Regions from separate parts of the Homo sapiens genome. Here region 1 is linked to region 2. A link is an interaction called in ENCODE POLR2A ChIA-PET data of the cell type or tissue named here. Cell type or tissue: PC-9. All regions are shown on one strand. Links, peaks and the distances in the headings refer to the core of each region. The heading gives the core; the rest is flanking DNA.

Region 1 (2,910 bases), core at 124-2,623, 100 kb after region 2:
GCTTCACTCAGTCTTGTCTTAACACAAAACCACTTGCTATGGGTGAGGGCTGTCTGGGTCCAGAAGATAACAGATTAGATCTGTACAGATACATGATATAAAGAAAGTGATGGGGCTGGGTGCAGTGGCTCACACCTATAATCCCAACACTTAGGGATGCTGAGGCACGAGGACTGCTTGAGCCCAGGAGTTTGAGACCAGCTTGGGTGATATAGCGAGACCCCTTCTCTACTAAAAATAAATTAGCTGGACATGGTGGCAAGCGCCTGTAGTCCCAGCTACTCTGAGGTGGGAAGATTGCTTGAGCCCAGGAGATCAAGGCTGCAGTGAGCTATGATGGTGCCACTGCACTGAAGCCTGGGTGACAAAGCAAGACCCTATCTCAAAAAAAAAAAAAAGAAAGATGAGTGTGTTGAGAAGTCCAGTAAAGTGCCATCATGGCAATCTTTTCGCTGGGACAGTGAGAGAAAGCTTCCTTGAGGAAGTGTCATTTGAGCTGCTGAAGTGAGGATGAGGCAGTGAAGATGAGAGCAGATTTTCTGTCCTCCGGCCTTGGGGATGGGGCCAGGGGTGGCATGGCCTGAGATGCAGGGGAGGAGCAGGTCAGGGGGAGTGAAGCTCTAGGAAGGGGAAAAGAGTGATGAGAGAGGAGAACTGAAGAAGAATACAGCCTGCAGGGTTGCTAAAGCCAGAAGGAATCTGAGAAATACAGAAACCAGCTCCTCCTGCTCTGCCCCTGGGAGTCTGTTTCTCTTGATGAGGCTACAGGGACTAAGGGAAAGAGTGTGAGGAGGGGGAAAACCCCTCTTGGCAAACACAGGAAAAAAGAGAAGAGCCTGTGAGGAGCGGTCTGTGCTGAGGACATGTGTGTGATGATGTGGCTGCCTTTCCAGGGGCAAGCATGGGAAGTACCTTCCACCAAGGAAGCTGGAAGGGTTGGGAAAGTGCAACTACCTTTATATCAATATCACAAACCAAAATGTTTTGAAAATAAACATCAGTTTTTCTTGGGGACCAAAAGATGTTTTATCCACTTGGAAGCTGCGACAGATTTCAAGGCTAAGCAGATGTTAATTAAAATCAACTATTTCATCTTATTTAGGTGGTTACATAAGTATACACATAAAGTCAAGCTGTACATGTAAGATGTATTTTAATGTTCCTAATCATTAAAAAAAAATACCCAATCATTTCAAAATGTAATTTACTTCTCAGGGAAGTATGATCAGTGGAAGGAATATAGCTTCCACTTTTCAGACACATCTTTGAAGAAAACTACAAATCCAAGAGGCTGGTGTTTCTGACAAGTAAAAATTCCGCATAAAATTGCCTGCATTTCATTTCACTCAATTTTGGCAACAATTAGCATCACTCTTTGCATTTGTTCAGGGCTTTATAATAAAGTCGGGATGCCATAAATAGGTCAACAGGCCTGGGTGGGAACACCAGCACCCACACTTGCTTGTTACTTGACATCTCTGAACCACACATTCTCCTTCAGTACAGTGGGTTTAAATGAGATGATGATGCATGTGTTGAGGCTGCACTTGTGTATCTTCACATTCGTCTATTGTTCATCATCCTCTATGGCAAGTGAACAGGGCTTTTTTCCTGTTTTATTTATCTTCAGAGCCTAGAACAGTGCCTGGTGCAGAGTAAGCACTTAGTGGACACTGGATGAATAGACCGATAGACAATTCTGATTTGTAAATGGAGAAGAAGGGAGATGTTTTCTTACTGGGAGAAGAAGCAGAACAAAGGAAAATGAAAAGAATGGCGTGAGTTCCTGTGGTTAGAAGAGAGGTCATCAGAAAGGAATGACATAATTGGATATGAAAAGGAAGTGTGAACTTATACATACTCAAACTGGCATTATGTCTAATATATGGTTGACTCTGAATACATATGCGCTATTACTATTTTTTTTTTTTTGAGAGAGAGTCTCGCTCTGTCACCCAGGCTGGAGTGCAGGTGGTGCAGTCTCAGCTCACTGCAACCTCCGCTTCCCAGGTTCAAGCAATTCTCCTGGATCAGCCTCCTGAGTAGCTGAGACTATAGGTGCACAACACCAAACATAGCTAATTCTTGTATTTTTAGTAGAGACAGGGGTTTCACCATGTTGGCCAGGCTGGTCTCGAACTCCTGATGTCAGGTGATCCACCCACCTCAGCCTCCCAAAGTGCCAGGATTACAGGAGTGAGCCACTCACCCGGCCTGCTATTACTATTATTTTTAATTCTTTATTTAATTTTTTTTTTCTTACAGACAGTGTCTCACTCTGTGGCCCAGGCTGGAGTTCAGTGGTGCAATCATAGCTTACTGCAGTCTTAAACTCCTGGGCTCAAGCGATCCTCCCACTTCACCTTCCTAAGTAGCTGGCACTACAGGCTCATGCCACCAGACCTAGCTAATGTTTTTTATTTTATTTTATTTTTTTTTTGAGACAAGAGTCTCGCTCTGTTGCCCAGGCTGGAGTGCAGTGGTGCAATCTTGGCTCACTGCAACCTCCACCTTCCAGGTTCAAGTGGTTCTCCTGCTTCAGCCTCTTGAGTAGCTGGGACTATAGGCGTGTGCCACCATGCCCAGCTGATTTTTTTGTATTTTTAGTAGAGATGGGATTTCACTGTGTTAGCCAGGATGGTCTTGATCTCCTGACCTCGTGATCCGCCCACCTCGGCCTCCCAAAGTGCTGGGATTACAGGTGTGAGCCACCGCACCCAGCCCTTTTAAATTTTTTTGTAGAGAAATGACCTTGGTATGTTGCCTCAGATGGTCTTCAACTCCTGGACTCAAGCGATCCTCCCACCTCAGCCTCCTAAAGTGCTGGGGTTATGAGTGTGAGATACCACAATGGCCTATTTTTGATTCTTTATATTAATAACTGAAGAGACCCAAAAGAATTTTTATCAA
Region 2 (2,910 bases), core at 270-2,769:
CCATGTTGCCCAGGCTGGTCTCCAACTTTTGGCCTCAAGTGATCTGCCCGCATCGGCCTCCCAAAGTGCTGGGATTACCAGCATGAGCCACCACGCCTGACCCTCTTTTTATATATATCTTTTTTTTTTTTAGAGGAAATCTCGCTCTTGTCCCCCAGGCTGAAGTGCGATGGTGCAATCTTGGCTCACTGCAACCTCCACCTCCCGGATTCAAGCAATTCTCCTGTCTCAGCCGTCCGAGTAGCTGGGATTACAGGTCTAATTTTTGTATTTTGTACTAGAGAGGGGGTTTTACCATGTTGGCCAGGCTGGTCTAGAACTCCTGACCTCAGGTGATCTGCCTGCCTTGGCCTCCCAAAGTGCTGGGATTACAGGCGTGAGCCACCACACCCGGCCCTTATATACATCTTTAAAAGGTGTTCAATTAGACAGTAATTTTAGCCATGCCAATTGTGGAAAATATCAAGACAGGTTATATCAAGAAAATATTAATAGTTAACACATCACACAGCTGACAGCTCAAAACAGTTAATATATTAAGAAAACAGTTAATATATTCTGCATACAGGGAGCAATATAGTTTTACACAGTTTTCTTAGCCAATGCCAATAATTTTGTAATACAGAAAAGAAATGTATAGCAGCATCTTGAAAAATGTCTGCAGTATTAGCATTAAAACAGTTCTACTGAATCACAGAAACTAAATTTGATTTAGGAAGCCTACTGTTTTTCTCAGCTATGGTTAGATTAGAACAGAGCTCCTTACTTTTCAAGACCAGAAGTGCAAAATATCACAGTTACTGTAGTAATCTCGAATTCTATTTGAAGCAGACACCTATCCTTTAGGTTATTTGAAAACTGTCCTAGATAAGACTTGTTAAATCTTTTCTATAATGCACTTTAAATTGACATGAGATTCACTGCTTAAAAAAGAATTGTAGTACAATCAGTAAAGGAATTAAAAAACCCTGGTGACAACAGAGCCCATATATTTTGTATTGACCAGAGTACTACACCCAAAATGAGATGGAATGAAAAGAATATTCTTATAAAATCGCAGGACTAGAATAATCATTTTACACGTATCCAAGTAAACTTCCTTTGTTGTCAAGGATATTCTGTTTCAGGTTTTAAATGCGTCTCAGATTCCTACACATAATATTTAAACGAAGAAAAAAAAACTCTAGAAAGAAACAAACAAGAATTCTCGAGTAAGCAAGTAATTTAAAGGCTGAATACACAGATACGCAACCTCACCAGTATGCTCCATGTTACTACATATTTAAGAATAAGGACGGGGGCCACAGAGGCAAAGGCAAGGAGGTGAAGGAATCGGACACTCGGAGAGTGAACCGAAAAGATGTGAAAAAGCAAGGAAAACAGAAGAGAAGAGGGAAGTGGGAAAACTTTGAGGAAAAAGAGAAGGCAAAAGAGAAGGAAGTGCTTTGAGATTGAATCCAGGGAGGAAAAAGCAGGTGTGCCACGCCGCACCTCCAGGTCCCGCGGACACCACAGGCTCTGCAAGCCCAGCCGCCCGGGTCACGTAAGCCCCACCCCGCCGCTCCTCGTCAAGTCCCACCCGGACCCGCCCTCCCCCCGCTCCTCCCCCCGCTCCTCCCCGCCCCACAGAGTCGATCTCTCCTCTCCTAGACCCACCCCGCTCCCCCAGGCTCCACCTCGGCCTCTCAGACCCCGCCCCGTCAGGGCCCTCCCGGCCTTGCCCAGCCCTGCCTCGCCGGCGGCGGCCGCCGTGTCAGGTGACAGCCCGGAAGCTGCGGAAGCGGATGAGGGAAGGGCGGCCGTGGCCCTGGGGGCGGCGGGAGCTGCTTTGCCTCCACCGATCTCCCTGTGCGGCCCTCATGTGCTGTGCTCGCTGACACCCGAAGTCCGCGGCTTTCCGCACACGGTGGGGTCGTCAGACCCGCTGCCCTTGGCGGTCGAAGTCGTCGTGCGGGCCCGCGGCGGCCGCCCATGGAGAAGGCCAGGAGAGGCGGGGATGGCGTCCCCCGGGGGCCCGTACTGCACATCGTGGTGGTCGGATTTCACCACAAGAAGGGCTGCCAGGTGAGGAAAGGGCCCGCCCCCGCCCCCAGCCGTTCGGGCGTTCGCCCCTTCCGGGGCCCCCCTGCCCTGCTTCTGTGTGCTCAGCTCGCGTCGTGCAGTCCTCCCCACAGCGCCTGCGACCCTTCGCCTCTCAACCTGACTCCTTTTGCAGCTCCTCCCACCCGCCCCACATGAAGCCCAGCCCCCACAACCTCTTCCTTCTGCCCCTGAAAAATGGTTGAGCAGCGGAGGAGCTGGTTGATACGTGTAGGTTGTAGGTTTTTAACTTCTGCTTTGGTGGAGTGGGAGGAAAGCATCGAAGACCGGCCCCACTCTCTTCCCCGTCCATCATTGTCTCCACTGGCTTTCTGGGTGTCCACCTATAATGGGAGTCTAGAAAAATTCAGTGCTTGGACTCTGCTTTCAAGGTAATAGGCTCAGTGGGCTTGCATACTAATGCTTCAGGTAGCTTGCAGCACATGCAGCCTCCGTAGAAAAATCAGCTTCCTTTGTTTATCTGATGGAAGCCTTGGAATCTCTCCTGTTAGGTACGGTTGTCGATTGACTTTGCCTCCCCCTTCCCATTGGTCCTTAGTTTTGCTATTTCATCTTCTCCAGATTTTGCCTTTTGGTGAGAGATTAATCTCTCCATATCAACCGCAATAAGAGAAAGTGTATTACCAAACCGTTCAAATATAAAGGCGTTTTTCAGCAGCCTCACTGAATCATTAATGCAGCATCTGAAATGGAATATTTGCAATCTATGTATTGAAGGCAAGAGAACAAAATAGAAACAGGATTATTTAATGAGCAAGCAAACACTGGAAGGGAATGATGTCATAATGTGCTAGTGAACAGTAAATTGAA

The links. ChIA-PET counts read pairs that join two places held together with the same protein. Peaks named below come from ENCODE experiments on the same cell type or tissue, not always from the same donor. Only the 100,000 strongest peaks of a DNase experiment are listed, where the experiment ranks them.
Region 1: POLR2A ChIA-PET joins it to region 2 with 15 read pairs; 13 of 35 experiments call an interaction of 5 or more read pairs at or near these places.

What each region holds. Positions count from the first base shown.
Region 1 is chr7:32,593,517-32,596,426 of GRCh38, forward strand. It overlaps the pseudogene DPY19L1P1. Among named protein-coding and RNA genes, the nearest start is that of AVL9, 99 kb to the left of the region's middle. In PC-9, for the core only: no CTCF peak of the experiment used is centred there; no DNase peak of the experiment used is centred there.
Region 2 is chr7:32,493,739-32,496,648 of GRCh38, forward strand. It overlaps AVL9 (AVL9 cell migration associated), which reads left to right and starts at 1,751. Exons shown (of 16, transcript NM_015060.3): 1 at 1,751-2,064. The coding sequence starts at 1,972. It also overlaps a transcript of LSM5 not described here. RefSeq lists enhancers at 1,265-1,474, 1,548-2,346, 2,347-2,910 and a silencer at 1,565-2,214. In PC-9, for the core only: no CTCF peak of the experiment used is centred there; DNase peaks (open chromatin) are centred at 1,683 and 2,203; H3K4me3 peaks cover 2,319 bases; H3K27ac peaks cover 1,853 bases.